Regions from separate parts of the Mus musculus genome. Here region 1 is linked to region 2. Evidence: chromatin loops called from intact Hi-C (ENCODE). Cell type or tissue: left cerebral cortex. All regions are shown on one strand. Links, peaks and the distances in the headings refer to the core of each region. The heading gives the core; the rest is flanking DNA.

The links. Peaks named below come from ENCODE experiments on the same cell type or tissue, not always from the same donor. Only the 100,000 strongest peaks of a DNase experiment are listed, where the experiment ranks them.
Region 1: a loop joins it to region 2, with 10 times the contacts of the local background. A loop is called at or near these places in 2 of 42 quality-filtered maps.

The regions. Positions count from the first base shown.
Region 1 is chr8:120,260,992-120,268,798 of GRCm38, reverse strand. It overlaps a transcript of Gse1 not described here. Among named protein-coding and RNA genes, the nearest start is that of A330074K22Rik, 37 kb to the right of the region's middle. In left cerebral cortex, for the core only: no CTCF peak of the experiment used is centred there; DNase peaks (open chromatin) are centred at 3,102 and 3,719; H3K27ac peaks cover 313 bases.
Region 2 is chr8:120,595,954-120,603,760 of GRCm38, reverse strand. Gm10614 (a long non-coding RNA gene) reads right to left here. Exons shown (of 4, transcript XR_003947476.1): 3 at 5,157-7,807; 4 at 4,483-4,857. Among named protein-coding and RNA genes, the nearest start is that of Gm10614, 11 kb to the right of the region's middle. In left cerebral cortex, for the core only: CTCF peaks have their summits at 3,810 and 4,010 (motif pointing right); DNase peaks (open chromatin) are centred at 4,033 and 4,951.

The sequences.
Region 1 (7,807 bases), core at 1,191-6,190, 340 kb after region 2:
CGGAGCCTCAAGCAGAGCCCAAATAGAAAAAGCACTCAGCTGCCAAGCAGACCACGGGTGTTTAAATGAGTCTGGCTCCCGGAAGCCTCCCGTGTGCTCCCCACTTCCTCTCCTGCCTTCCCAACCCCTCCACACCCACCATGTCCGCCTCAGTCATCCCAGGCATCTGGAACGCGGCCCTCCCCCAGGAACCCCACAGTACTTCCTTCTCCGAGGCCTCAGAGACATGCCATATGCCACATTGGCTAGGGAGACTGTGCATCCGTCCCAAATATCCTGGGAACCGGGATGGTAGTGGGCAAAGGACATCCTTTTGAGGTGTGAGAACGTTCTGGAATAGAGCAGAGGGAACCTGCATGCCGCGTGGAGTGGGCTGTGGAATGTCGCTAGATAGGATACACGCCCTGTTGGTTTTACCACAACTCCGACTAGGGTCTGAGGACTGACCCTGAAGATCAGTGGGCAGAGAGCTTTCCTAACATGTGAAGCCCTGGGCTGCATCCCCTGCACTGTATCAACTCAGTGTGGTGGTGCCTGCCACACCCAGCACTCAGGAGATGGAAGCAGAAGAAGTAGAAGTTCAAGGACAGCCCAGGCTACAGCAGACTACAAGAGGGGCAAGCGGAAGTTGAATGTGGTGGTACATGCGATGAGCATAAGCCCAGATCTCAGGAGACCAGGGCACATTCCAGTCCGCCTGGGATACAGAATGAGGCCTCATCTGAAATGCCAAGGGCTGGGATGTAAATGAATTGTGTAGGGTTTGCCCAGCACACACAGGGCCCTGGGTTCAATCTCTACCATTGTTAAGTGTGTGTGTGTGTGTGTGTGTTTTGTTTTTTGTTGTTGTTTTAAAAGCAGTAAGTGTCTTTAAAGGTAGTGATGGCTCCATTTGGTACCATCAAGGTCTGGAGCCCAAGGGTAACACGGTGGGTGACAGAGGTGCTGGGCTGGCCTGCCTCTTCTCAGAGGGCAGCATGTGGCTCTTGCCCACCATACTCTGAGGCAAGAACTGCTTTCGGCATAATAACCAGGAAAAAAATAAGCAAAGACCAGCAAAAGCTCCTGAAAAGTACAAAAACTGCATGCATGCACACACACACACTCTCTCTCTCTCACACATACGCATGCACACATGTACTCATGTGCATACACACTCTTGCACACACACACACATATATGTATGCATGCATACACATACACTCACACACGCATGTGCACAACATACACACACACACACACACACACACATACACACACACACACACACACACACGTGCTTTGAATGCACACACTCAGTTCTGCCCTCCGGGACCAAGCAGTGAGGAGGAGGGACCAGGTGGTGAATGCATGGGATTGGGGGGACCTGTGGTGGGGGAGGCTCCAGGGACCACCAGGCAAACCGTGGGGGACGGAGAGTGGAAAAAGGAAATAAACAAGCAGGCAAGTCCCAACCCAGGGAGCTGGACCCTCGTGGGACACACATTTAATTGGGCCGTGTTTCCTGCTTTTCGGGTCTCGCTCATGTAAAGGCACAGAAACTGCCTGTAGTTTTCAAACTGAGCCCCAGCAGATGCCAGCATGGGTGTCAGGTGGGAATCACACATAAGCACCCTGGAGGGGCTCTCGTGAAAATCTTCAGAGGCTGTGAAACCATCGGGATTGCTTGGGGGGCCTGGGTGTGTGTGTGGGGGTATGCTTCCTCCTGGCCACACTCAGCCCAGGGTCCCCAAATACCCTCCAGGGCACCAAGCTTCTTTCACAGATGTAACCCTGAGGCCCCGGAGCAGGGCAGGGTCCGTGTAGTAAGCGGCAGGGTACAGTCCCAAGAGCATGAGAATGCTGTCACTTGGATGCCAGAGAACAAAGAGGCCATGGCACCAGAGGATCTTCCCTGTCACCATGATGTGACCTAAGAGCAGGAACAAGAAATGCGGATACAGCCCAGACCTCTGTAGACTGTGAGCAGCCATGAACCAGGGTGGTCTATGCGTCCCTCTCCTACCCTCCCCAGGCTGGCCCGGCTCGTCCACGGTGAAGCTGTGGGAAGGTGGCTGAGTTGGAAACTCTGTTTCCAGCCTCTCCACCCAGAGGCAGAAAGATACCCAGCTCCAAGAGGACCTGATGAGGCTCTGGCCTCCTGCCCAAGTCGAGACTGTGCTGGGGGAATTCCATGTAGTATCCCACCTTGCCTGGGGAGCTGGGGTAAAGAGACAGCTGCTATTGATAACCTCATCGTATTTAGGAACTGTGGCAAAAGAGACAGTAAGGCAAACCAAGGCTGGCCTCCCTGGACTGTAAGCGAGTGCTGCTTGGGCTTGAGAGCCGAGCTGGGCAGACAGAGGCACTGGGCTTGAGAGCCATTGCCTGGCTCATCCTGGGAAAGAGGAAAGGGGGTGCCATGGCTTACCATGTTCACGATGTATGTGTACGAGACACATGTCTCTTTGTGAGCTGGAAATCCCTGGCTTTACATGTGAGAGGTGTATGTGCATGCATGTTGGTGTGTGCAAGTGGAGAATGGAGGTGTGCGTGAGAAGCAGGTCTGGTGTGTGTGGAGGTGAGTAGTGCAGGCATATGAAGGGTGTATGTGTATGTATGTGAGTATGTGTGTGTATATGTGTGTGTATGTGAGTATGTATGTGTATGTGGGTATGTATGAATGTGTATATGTATGTGAGTGTATATGTATATGTGAGTATATATGTATGTGAGTGTATATGTGTGTGTATGTGAGTATATATGTGTGTATGTGTATATGTGTATGTGAGTGTATATGTGTGTTTGTGAGTGTGTGTATGTGAGTGTATGTGTGTGTGTGTATGAAAGAGTGTGTGTGTGTGTGAAAGAGTGAGTGTGTATGTGAGTATGTGTGTATGTGAGTGTATATGTGTTTGTGAGTATGTATATGTGAGTGTATGTGTGTGAGTATGAAAGACTGTGTGTGTGCATGAAAGAGTGAGTGTGTGTGTGTCTTTCTGGAGCAGCTGACCTCCCCAGTGAGCCAGCTGCACAGTGGGTTCCTCCCATAACACAGGCCACCCCGCCCCCAGCCAAGGAGGACAGCTGCAGAGGGTGACCTGTGACCAGAAGGCCACTTCCCTGGCCTCCCTGCCTTTGGGCGGGCCAGGCCACTTGACCCAGAGGCTGGCTCCAGGATTTTATAGCTGGGGGCCTGGTTTTCCCAGCCACAGGCGTCTCAGAGAGGGGACGGGCCCAAATGCCACAAAGGCTTGGCTGTTCTCCCATGAGCCTTGCTGGGTGGGGGGAGGGGCCTCTGGGGGAGCAGGAGGGTGGGGGCAGGGTGTGAGGAAGCTGGAGAAAGTGGGGAACAGGAGGATGATTCTGGAAAGTTCCTGAGACAGGGAGGGGTGGGGGGGAGCAGTAGGGGGATATGGAGACAGACACCCAGACTCACACCAGGAGGGGCAGAGAGTGGAGGTTAGTGAGCAGGGGAGTGGTGGGGAATGGGGGGGAATGAGGGAGGGGGGAGACAGACCCAGCAAGACAGAGACAAAGGGGCCAACCCTGGAGAAGGCCCTCGAAGGCCTCCCTGTGTGTGGCAGGGCTGAAGTTCATACAGGGAGGGAAGAGGTGGGTTGCCGACCAAAGTCATTGAAAAATTTTTGGCTCAGCTGCCTGAGGCTCCTGGCCGAGGGCCCGGTTCTGAGCTGAACTTAAACAAACCCCACCACTGCCATCTGCTTGATTTTAAAATAAATCAAACAGTCTGTGCGCCGCGCTGATCGGGTTTCCATCTGCGCGGCCGCCCGCTCGCCGGCCTGGAGCTGCGCTTGCCTCTCCCAGCCAAAGCTCCTGGCAACATGTGGCGGGTGATTCCTCCAGGAGGGGACACCGACCCCCCGCCAGCCCCGTGGCTCCAACTGAAACCCAGCACTATTTTTACAACCACCCACGGCTGAGGGGACCAGAGCGGCTCCGCCACTGCGGTTTCTGGTTGGTGGCGGTGGCAGGGGATTCCCCTCCCTTGTTTGGTGGACAGAGGGTACTTGGAGGGTTCAGGGCAGGAGCATTCCACACCAGCTGTGATGACACGGGACACCAGGTGGGACAGCTGCAGCCTGCTGGGGTGGGGACAAAACAGTGGAGGGTACACCTGAAATATCTTAATGTAGTTCCTCCCCCAGGCTGGGCCATCCTGGAAAATATTGATACCTGCCCCTCCCTTAAAGTTCACGTTACCCATGGGGTCAAGAAACCAGAACAGAAACTAAGAAATGCAACTCTGAGCCTTAGGCAAGTCATCTGTAAAGTGGGTACAAGCACGGACACTGCCCATGTCCTGCAAAGGCAGGAACCTAGGGATAAAATGCCCGAGGGAAAGACAGAGCCACAGGAGCGGGGTCTGGTGAGCTAACATGGGAAGTGTAAGGACTATTCACAGACCATAAACCGTTAGGAGACATAGAGTCATTAGAGATGGGAGCAGGGGCCATGAGTTCGTGCATGCCAGCTCCAGAGGGGTTCAGAATAAGAAAGAGTAAGGTGCTCACAGGTGGCTGGACAGTGGGGTCAAGGACAGCAATCTGATGCTGTGAGCCCATCTGAGCCCAAATCTACCCAAATTATTTTCAACTTAGCCAAAGCTTCAAAAAAAAAAATTTTTTTTCTTTTAAAGATAATGGTCTCACGTAGCCCAGGCTGGATTTGAACTTGTTATGCACCCACGGCTGACCTTGAACTATTGCTCCTCCGGTTTCTGGGGTGCTGAGGGTGGAACCAGGGCTTCGTGCATTCCAGCCTGAGCTGCTTGCATTGATTTTTTTTTTTAAGTCCTCAAAGGACTTGAGAATACATAGAATACAGAGTTTCACAGGTTGTTTGGTTGTTATAAAAACACGCAGAGGGTGTCTACCAGGAGCTGGAAGTTGTGACATGTACAAAAGGCACACTGGCCATGATGGGGCAGGAAGCTGGAGGGGGACCCAGAAGGGCAGGGCATTGCACGGAGAAAGCAGTCCCAGGGGCTCCCCGAGACGGCATTGTGTCCTTGAGCCGAGGCTGGCACTCCGTACGTTACCACAAACCTGAGCTTGGAAGAGGAGTCACTGCCTCCCATGTGAGCCCACAAAACTGGAGCATCAACAAAGGAACAAGAGGGAACACCTGTGCTGGGCTACCTGGGACACACAGCTGGGGTGTGACCTCTGTGCTCCAGTCCCCAAGCCTCGGATTCACGGTGGAGACTCTGGGGAAGAAAGACTCCCACACTAGCCATTCAGAGGCATCCCAGGGACTTGGGAGCTTGCGTATGGTCCCTCCTGAATCTGTACGCCTCACCGGCCTCTCCACCCCTCTCAGAGTGTTAGCAGCCATGGAAAGGACACTCATTAAACACAGAAAAAGCCCTGAGATGCCTCTGGAGAGGTGTGCCCAGGGTCACCTCCAATGCTGAAGGATCCATGTCATCGTAATGAACCTCACTCCCACCAATAAGCCAGGCAAGGTATCTGTGCACTGCTCCAACAGACTTGTCTCGGTGCCTGCACAAGGTCCTGGTGGGGAGACACGTGGGCACAAAGCAGCCCCAGTCTTTCACAGACCCCTGACATGTACACAGGGCAGGTCTGGAGGCTGAGCTCCCAGGGATGGCCAGTACCTTCCTCCTAGAGGTACTTGTGCTGTGGGCAAGTCACACTCATCCCAGACCTGGGACCTTGGTCGGACTCACAGAGCCAGGGTACCACGCACCAAGGATCTCCCAGCATAATCCAGGATCTCCCAGCATAATCCAGGATCTCCCAGCATAATCCAAGGATCTCCCAGCATAATTCAGGATCTCCCAGCATAATCCAGGATCTCCCAGCATAATCCAGGATCTCCCAGCATAATCCAGGATCTCCCAGCATAATCCAGGACCACCAACCGAGTGATGAGGCTTCAGACTGAGGGTTTCTCGTGGGCACCAATCAGCTTCGCACACTTCCGGCCCAAAGGTTACCTAGAAATGAGAGGGTTCTGGGTCCCTACCTCCACCCTTGTCCCACTAATTACAGATAGATTAGCCAAGAGCTGATCGAGATGACAAGCTCAGGGCCCTTTATACCTTCTGTCTGGGGACACTGAGGGGCAGAGAAGAGTCTCATCGTCGATTGCAATGATCCCAGGACCAAACAGGGGTCACACAGGACCCCACAGCAGGGCCACGCTGTCACCCCCGTGCTCCTATCAAACTTCCTTCCCTCCAACATGAACTGCTGTCTCGGTTCCCAAAAACATGGAAAGGAGATGTACAGCTTAGGGAAACAGAGAGAAAATGGGCAGGAAACTGGGGCTCTCCAGCAGGCTGGAGGCTTCCCAGACGGGCTGGGGCTTTCGGGTATTGGCTCTTCCCAGGATCTAGAAACCACAGTTTGGTCAGAGAAGCCTCCACACCGGCTGTGTGCCCACAGAAAGGAAGCATGACCTCTCTGTGCCTCAGTTTCTCATTCGTGCCATGGGAAGAAGAACAGAAACCTCCTCTGGGGTTGGGGGGAGTTTGCAGGGGGGCCATGTATGTGTCCAACTTGCAGGAGACTAACTAGTTTGTACTTGTTGACTGTCTAATGAACAATGTTCTAACTTGCAACTTCAGCAGAGCAGAGCCCCTGTAGGGATGGGGGTTGTATATATGGAAAAAATGAGAAGAGCTGGGGTTCCTGATGTCTCGAGGGTGGCAGGGAACAAGCAGGCGCTTCCAGGGACCAGGGTCTGTGGTGCTGTCTCCAGTTTCTGGTTGACTCTTGGGCTCACAGGCTGACTTCCTGTGCATCTCTGGTCTCTAGGCAATCCCGACCCCTCCCCAGCAACCCTATACCAGGAGACTCTAGCAGGCCAAACCCCAGTGACCAAGGCGCTGAGCCCTATGTCTGAGTCATAGCCAGCAGCAGCAGCCGGCTCTCGTTCTCCAACAGAACTGACAGGATTGGTGATGGGGGACGGTGGGGTGGTGGCCTCAGGCGGAGGGGATTTATGGGGGGGCGGGTGCAAGGGTAGCGGCAGGAGTGAAGAGTGTCCAGCTAGCCTTCCTGAGCCAATTCAGCATGAACGGTCAACAGTAACAGACATGGGATGTCTGCTCCAGGGGGCCAGGGACAGAGTGCAACATGGAACAGGTGTTTGTTGTGTGAATTACAAAAAAAAAAAGCAAACAACAACAGTCATTCTTTGTGTCTGACTGGCTCTCCTGCAACCCTGCAGGGTGGAGACCATTTTGTAAACATTTTACAGTTGAGGCGTGGAACAGCCGAATGTCTTGACTGAGGACATGGTGTTTCAGAGCGGAGGGGCAGAGACCTGACCCCTGGGATGACAGAACTGAAATAATAACCACCCGGCTTGCTGAGAAACCCGTGCCTGTGGACTGCTCGCCTGCAGCAGGGGCCATTGTGGCTTCTGCACGCGCACCAAGGCTCCTGCAGTCGCCGGCTCTTTCCTCCGTGCCATTTTAGACCTCTACCTATCCACTTCCCATGAGGGAAGTGTGGAAAGGAGAGAAGAACGTGGAGGGGAGGGGAGGAGAAGTGGGGGGGGGAAGCAAAGGAAGGGAGATGAGGAGAGAGAAAGGAGGGGGGAAGGAGAGGAAAGAGAGGGGAGGGGAGGAGGAGGGAAGAGAGAGGAGGGTGAAAGAAAGGGGATGAGAGAAAGAAAGAGGAGGCAGAAAAACCAGAGGGGTGAGCAGGGAGGACTGGTCTTACTCGGAGCTGCCTCTCCGTATCCACTGCCACTCCATCAGGTTCAAAACTGTCCGTCTGTCTGTCCACCCCATACTGTGCATCTGGCCTACTTGGACACACACAGGTCACAG
Region 2 (7,807 bases), core at 919-5,918:
ATATATACATACACACACATATATACACACAATACACAGTATGAATAAACATACATACACACAAGTATACACACATACATGCACATATGCACACACTCATACACACAGAGGATGGTGAACCAGCTCAGGGTTGGAGTGTTTCCCTAAGTTGTATGAGGCCCAGAGTTCAATTCCTAGTGCCATAAAAATAAATAGATTAAAAAGGGCTGGGGTGGCCAGGCGTGGTGGCGCACGCCTTTAATCCCAGCACTCGGGAGGCAGAAGCAGGTGGATTTCTGAGTTCGAAGCCAGCCTGGTCTACAAAGTGAGTTCTGGGACAGCCAGGGCTATACAGAGAAACCCTGAGGAAACCCTGTCTCAAAAAACAAACAAACAAACAAACAAACAAAAAAACAAAACAAAACAAAAAAAGGCCTGAGGTATAACTTAGTGGTAGATCATTTATTTGCCTTGCCTTCATAAGGTTGTGGGTTCAAATTCATGGTTCACCACCCAAGGGGAGAAAAATAAACCAAGAGATTGGGGCGTGATGCCCTGGGGCCACAGCCCCTCTGCAGACTGTATTCTCAAAGACTTCATCTCACAGACAAATAATTTCAACAACCTGAGCCCACATCGCTGCCAGTATTTAAGCTGAGGGCTGTGCTCAGCCCATCCAGTCTACCCTGACCTTTTTGCTGCGCACTGGCCAAGGCAAATCCCCAAAGCATCCTTCACCCCCAGGGAGCCAGGTCTGATACTTTTCTTCCTGCTCCCTTCTCAGCCCAGGAATGGGGCTGAGTCCACTGGCTGAGCCTCTCCCATCTGCCTGTGGTGCTGAGCCATTAGCCCTGGTTAATAGCTCTCTTCATCCAGTCTCTTAGTGCCATAGCAACAGGCCTGAGGCTGTGAACAGGGGATTGGGTGGGAGGGCTGGGCGGGGTCAGCTGCCTGGAGCTCTTATAGGGAGATCCTGGGCCTGGGAATCCACTTCTGAGGCCTCCTCGCTGGGTAGCGCGTCTAGAGAAGTCAGAATCTTGGAAGCTGTTACCCTGACGGTGTCTGCTGAGAGAGGACAGAGACCCTCCCTGCGAATACAGTGAGCTGGGTCTCCTCTACTGCACACTGCCCGTGTCCAGGGCTCTTACCTTCAGAAACATAAGGACAGGACTGCCTTGAGCAAGTTTCTGCCCAACGAGGCATGAGAGCCCGGACATGCTGTGTAACCCAGGAAAGTCACTCTCACTGGGCTGTTTCTCCACCAGCAGTTAAGGGTACATACGAGGAACCCCAGAATGAACAACCAGTAAGTAGAAGTCAGTCACACCGTCAGGCTGCCAGCCTCTCGGAGCCTGGACTGGCTTGGGGGAGTAACCATTCACATATGCCTGTGGACCTCTTGAGACTGCGGTGGGATGGTGAGTGGGGCTCAGCCACAGACCTCCTGGGGCAGTGCCTTCCCTCGAAAGGGCAGGAATGTGGGTGCCTCTTCCCACCCCAGTTTGTGGCTGAGACTTCCTCCGTGTCTTTCTAGGGGAATCAACACCTGGATGGGGTTTGTGTGTGACTCCCCTACCCCTGGCTGCTTCAGCCATGTAAGCGGCTGTAGTTCCAAGGAGGGTTGGCTTGCCTCATCTGTAATGCACCACAGAAGCTAGCCCAAAGCAGAACCTGATCTGGGAGCCTCCCCCCCCTCCCCGCAACCCCCCCCCCCCTGGGCAATTGTTCTTTCATTTGTTAGAGATGTGCGGTGGTTTGAATGAAAACTGTCTCTCTCCAAAGGCTCACAGGGAACAGCACCCTTAGGAGGTGTGGCCCTGTTGGAGGAAGTGTGTCACTGGAGGCGGGCTTTGGGGTTTCAGGTGCTCAAGCCAGGCCCAGTGCCTCTCTCTCTCTTTTCCTGTTGCCTGTAGACACAGATGTAGAAATCTCAGCTCCTCTCCAGTATCATGTCTACATGAGTGCTGCCATGCTTCCTGCCATGATGATAGTGGCCTAACCCTCTGAACTGTAAGTCAGACCCAGTATTCCTTTTTAAGAGTTGATGTGGTCATGGTGTCTCTTCACGGAAGTAGGAACCCTCACTAAGACAGGATGGAAGTCAGGGCCTGGCCCATGCTGCCTCCTCCACTAAGCACAGCTTTCTCTGTCTCTCTCTGTCTCTCTTTGTCTCTGTCTCTCTGTCTCTGACTCTGTCTCTCTGTCTTTCTCTCCCACTCTCTGTGTGTCTCTTTCTGAGACACAGTTTCTCTGTGTAGCCCTGGCTGTCCTGTCTTGTGCGCGCCGGACTCGACCAGCAAGAACGACGCTGCAACAGGATCCTTCTGCACACGTTTATTGGGAGAGCTTGATTGCAGAGGCGAAAAGACCTCGAGCCCAGAACTGGTGCTGCTTATATAGGCCTAGGAGAGGCGTGTCTCACACCCGGATTGGTTATGCACTACGCCTCATTTGCATGTTCCTCATCTGATTGGCTACTCTCTGTACCTCACAGAGCCTCATTATCATACCTCATTTGAATGTCTCAAATCTGATTGGTTATACTCTCAAAGCCTCATTATCATGCCTGGGCCAAGCAGTGTCTTTGCAAAAAACTTTCCTGTATATGTACACATTGGTTGTTTGTCCAAACTTATGCGTGGTGGCCAGCAGTAGTCAGTGCCACTCTGCAACGGCACATATGGCTTCCCACAGTCCTGGAACTTGCTCTGTAGACCAGGTTGGCCTCCAACTCAGAACTCAGAAATCTGCCTGCCTCTGCCTCCCAAGCGCTGGGATTAAAAGTTTTTTTTGTTGCTGTTGTTGTTTGTTTGTTTGTTTTGTTTTTTTGAGACAGGGTTTCTCTGTATAGCCCTGGCTGTCCTAGAACTCACTTTGTAGACCAGGCTGGCCTCGAACTGAGAAATCTGCCTGCCTCTGCTTCCTGAGTGCTGGGATTAAAGGTATGTGCCACCACGCCTGGCTGGGATTAAAGTTTTGTGCTATCACCTTCTGGCTTTTTCTTTTTTTTTCCTTTTTTTTTGAGACAAAAATCTTGCCATGTAGCCCAATCCTCCTGCCTCTTCCTTTCCCCTTCTGAATACTGAGACAATGGCATGTGCCATTATTACTGATACTTTTATCTTGTTCTGTGTTTGAGAGAGAGACTCATGTTGCCCAGGCTGGCCTTGAACTTCTGACCTTCCAGCCTTCCAGCCTGAACCTCTCAACCTCTGGGATTACAGCTGTGCTTCGCCATCCTCAGATCCTCTTGAGAGCTTCCAAGTGAGCCTTGAATCTATTGTAAGTTAAAAATGTGGGGCTGGAGAGACGGCTCAGCGGTTAAGAGCACTGACTGCTCTTCTGAAGGTCCTGGGTTCAAATCCCAGCAACCACATGGTGGCTCACAACCATTCATAACAAGATCTGACGCCCTCTTTTGCTATGTCTGAAGACAGACAGCTACAGTGTACCTTCAGATAATAAATAAATCTTTTTTAAAAAAAGTTGAAGATGCAGGGCTGGTGAGAGGGCTCACTGGGTAAAAGTGCTTGCCATGAAGCCTGAAAACCCGAGTTTAATCCCTGGAACCCATATAAAGGAGAAAGAAGAGAACTGTCTCCACAAAGATGTCCTTAGCTCTCCACATGTTCTCATGCGTGCGCGTGGGCCCACACACACACCTCTCCCTTGCACACACATAATAATAGTAATTTTAAATTAAGGAGAAAGTTGAAGATTGTGTTAATTTAGGGTGAGTGTCTCCTTGGCAGTGGTTTAAAATGAGGGTTGTTTGTTTTTGAGACAAGGTCTATCTATGTAGCCCTGGCTGTCCTGGAATTCTCTAGGCTGGCTTCAAACTCACAGAGATGCCCCCGCCTCAGCTTCCCAAGAGCTGAGATTAAAGGAGTAAACCACCACGCCCTATTTTCCTTTCCTTTTTTTTTTTTTTTTTTTTTTGGTCTTTTCCCCTTTCGTTTCTAAACTTTAATTTTGTCAACTATTTAATTCCTATCGATGTTTGTCCACTGTACACATGCAATTCCAGAAGAGGCCAGAAGAGGGCACCATATCCCCCGAGACTGGAGTTGCAGCTGGCTGTGCGCCACCATTGTGGGACTGAACTTGAGTCCTCTGCAAGAGCAGCCAATGCTCATAACTACTGAACCTGCTTTCCTGTCCCCACCCCGCCCCACCCCACCTTACCCCACACCTCTTTAGGGGACAGGTTCTCACTATGTATCTGAGGGGGTTCAAGACCAGTCTGGGCTACCAGGCGATACTATCTCCTATAAACCCAACAAAACAAAGCAAAGTGAGCCCAGCATCTGGGGCCTGGGTTCAGGCCTGAAATCTTAGCGCTCTGAGAGACTGAGGAAGGAAGAGAGACTCAAACGTCAAAACGCCGGGGCTGGAGGGGTGCTCAGAGGTTAAGAGTCCTTCTTGCAGAGAGCTCACGACCATCTGTAACGGGAGTTCCAGGGTATCTGATACCCTCATACAGACTCTAAGAACACCAGAACATACATGTAAGCAAACCCACATTTTTATTTTTGTTGTTTCTATACAGGGTCTCTCTATGTAGCCCTGGCTGCCCTGCAACTCTCTATGTAGATCGGGCTAGACTCAAATTCACAGAGATCCACCTGCCTCTGCATTCTGAGCGCTGAGGTTAAAGGTGTGTGCCATCATGCCCAGCTTAAAATAGTTTAAAGCATCGTGAATAGCTCCGGTCAGCACTGGGGTGAGCAGAGATCACGGCCAACGGCTACTAAAGAGGAAACTAAAGAGGCTGCTTGCGGGCAACCGGGCCAGTTCCTGTGTGTGTCCGAGGCCGGTTTTCAGGCTCCAGGAGACAAGGACCGGTCTGATCACAACACTTGGGATTCATGTCTTTTCCTGCAGGAAGAGAGACGGGGCGGGGGAGTGTGAAAACAGATGGAAATGTAATTTTTTAATGACAGCAGCAGATGGCAAAGAGACACAAGAGTGTATTCACACCATGTCGGAGCCGTGTGAGCGCGCCTGGCCCAGCCAGAATGTGCGCGGTGGGGCTGTCTCGATGGCTCCCCCGCCAAAACCAGGAGGCGGGCCAGCTGCAGGCAAGAACAGGCCGCTCACTCGCTCGCTCGCTCGCTCGCGGGGAGGGGCGGGACCCGCTGCCAGGCTGCACACAGCCACAGGTGGGTGGGAAATACCTGTGGCCACCTGGTGAGAGCCGGAGGCTCGATCTGCGTTCTGGTTCTTCCAGACGGGGTGCGGGGCTCCTCCGGGTACCCACGGCTCCCAAAGGCTAAGGCGTTTGTGGACGTTCATCTGTCCCCCTGGTACTCACTGCTCACGCAGTAAGTTGCACCCCTGACTCCATCCGTCTCAAACTCCCACAGAAGCCTAGACAGCAGCCAGGCGTGGCCGTTCTCTAGACTCCGTACTTGGGAGGCAGAAGCTTCAAGTTTGGGGCAGGCCTGGGTTACATGATGAGTTGCAGGCTAGCCTTGGTCATAGACACCCTAAAAAAAAGAAAGAAAGAAAAAAGAAAAGAAAAGGAAAGAAAGAAAGGAAAGGAAAGTTTCTGACTTTCTCTCTCTGACCCCCTTTGCTCTCTCTGACTCTTTTCTCCCTCTCCTGCCCCCTCCATGTTCCTGGCCAGCGTTTTCTCTTTGTCTCTTTGTTCCAGCTCCATATCTTTCTCTCATTCTATCTCTCCCCTCTCTCTTTCTCTGTCTCTACTCCCTTCTCAACCCCCCTTCAATAGAATAAACTCTATGCTATACTAGACCTACGGCTGGTACCTTGCAGGGAAGGTTGCCTTAGCATGGGCCCGCTGAGGTACCCTAACCCACTGCACCGTACCTCGCTCTTTAAAGCATATTGTTGACTTTACAAAACACATCAAGGCCAATCACAGTTATGTCGAAAGTTAAAACCCAGCCTGGGCTAAGTGGGATCCTGTCTCAGAAAACATAAGCAAAAAGTTAATGTTAATAAAAAAACAGGTAGCCAGGCAATGGTGGCACATGCCTTTAATCCCACCATTGGGAGGCAGAGGCAGGCGGATTTCTGAGTTCGAGGCCAGCCTGATCTACAAATTGAGTTCCAGGACAGCTAGGGATATGCAGAGAAACCCTGTCTCAAAACAAAACAAAAATAAATAAATAAATAAATAAAATTTTAAAATTAAAAAAAAGAAAGGAAAAGAAAAAGCTCTTTCCATTTTGCTGCCACCATGCAATGAAATGAGGAACACCCAGAAACTCCGGGGCCACACGAGCCACAGCCACAGTAACTACCGCAAGCACCCAGGAGGCCGGGGAATGCCAGAGGCCTGCATCACCACCGGAACAATTTTGACAAATCCCATGCAGGTTACTTTGGGAAGATTGGGATGAGGCATCACCACTTGAAGGGGAACCAGAGCTTCTGCCCAGCTGTCAAACTGTGGACACCGGATAGCGAGCAGACACGAGTCAATGCTGCAAGAAAAAACAAAAAACAAAAAAACAAAAACAAACACAAACAAACAAACAAAAAAGACTGAAGCTGCTCCCATCCTTGATGTTGTGCAATCAGGCTACTACAAAGTTCTGGGGAACAGAAGGTTCCCTAAGCGATCTGTCTTCCTGAAGGCCAAATTGTTTAGCAGAAGAGCTGAAGAGAAGATGAACGGTGTCGGGGATGCCTGTGTCCTGGTGGCTTGGAAATGCTAACATTTTCAAAGCAAAAACAAAATCAACAACAACAACAAGTTAGTGCCAAGTTCTGTTTGTTTTGAGACAGGGCCCCATCTCTTCCAGGCTGGCCTCGAACTTGCTCTGCACTGAGAATGCCTTTGCACTTCTGATCCCCTTGCCTTGCACACACACACACACACACATACACACACACACACACACAGCTCCGGAATCACAGGCGTGTGCTACCACACCCAGCAAAGCCTCAGCTGGGAGCCTGTCTATTTCTCTTGAGATTAAATTGGAGCTGTGGAAGCTGTGGGCCGTGTGGGAGGAAGGCAGGGGCGTAGACCACCCTTCTCATCCCAGGATGTTATGGGGTCACACTGCAGACTGACAGTTTTCAAAACCGCTGGTGCTGAGCTCTTTGGAGGGAAGTCCCCAAGCACAGCCACATTGACAGGACAGGCATTGGGAGGTGCCTCCCAGAGGAGGGATCCTGTATCCCTTTCAGAATGGTGATTGTCTTGACTGCCTTATTTATTTCTTTGTTTATCCTTCATGCTACGATGGTCCGGGGTATCTTTTACTTTGCATTATGGTCCAACACCATTTCCTCTTCTCTTCAAGCTGGTCTGGCTTTCCCCTGGGAGTACATTCCCTTGAGCCCTGTGTTCCTGTGTCCCTGTGGCAGGGGCTTCTGTGGGTCTCCCCTCATCCTGGGACTAGACCCTCATCTTCCAACTGCTTCACCCAGAATCTCCTTTCCTTCTTTCTCTCTTTTTCCCTTCTCCTTGATACCTCTGTTCTTAAGACAGCGACTTACTGTGTGGCCTGAACTATTAATCCTCCTGTCTCAGCCTCCTGAGTGCTGGGGTGATAGGTGTGGACCACCTTACCCAGCTCCATTCTTGAAGACTGGTTCCTAAGTTCTCTGGTCGCTGGTTTTCTTTGCCCTCTAGTGGACAGAGCAGGAACTGCATCGATGAGATGTGCCACCCCAGCTCACCCCGTTCACAGCTGCCAAGTCAGGTACAGTGTCCCTCAGTGGCTGAATGAAGTCTTATTCTGTAATAGTACCAGGAAGCCATAAGAAGCAGCAAAGGGGCTGGAGAGATGGCTCAGTGGTTGAGAGCATGTCCCGTTCTCATGTTGCAGAAGACCCAAGTTTGGTTCTC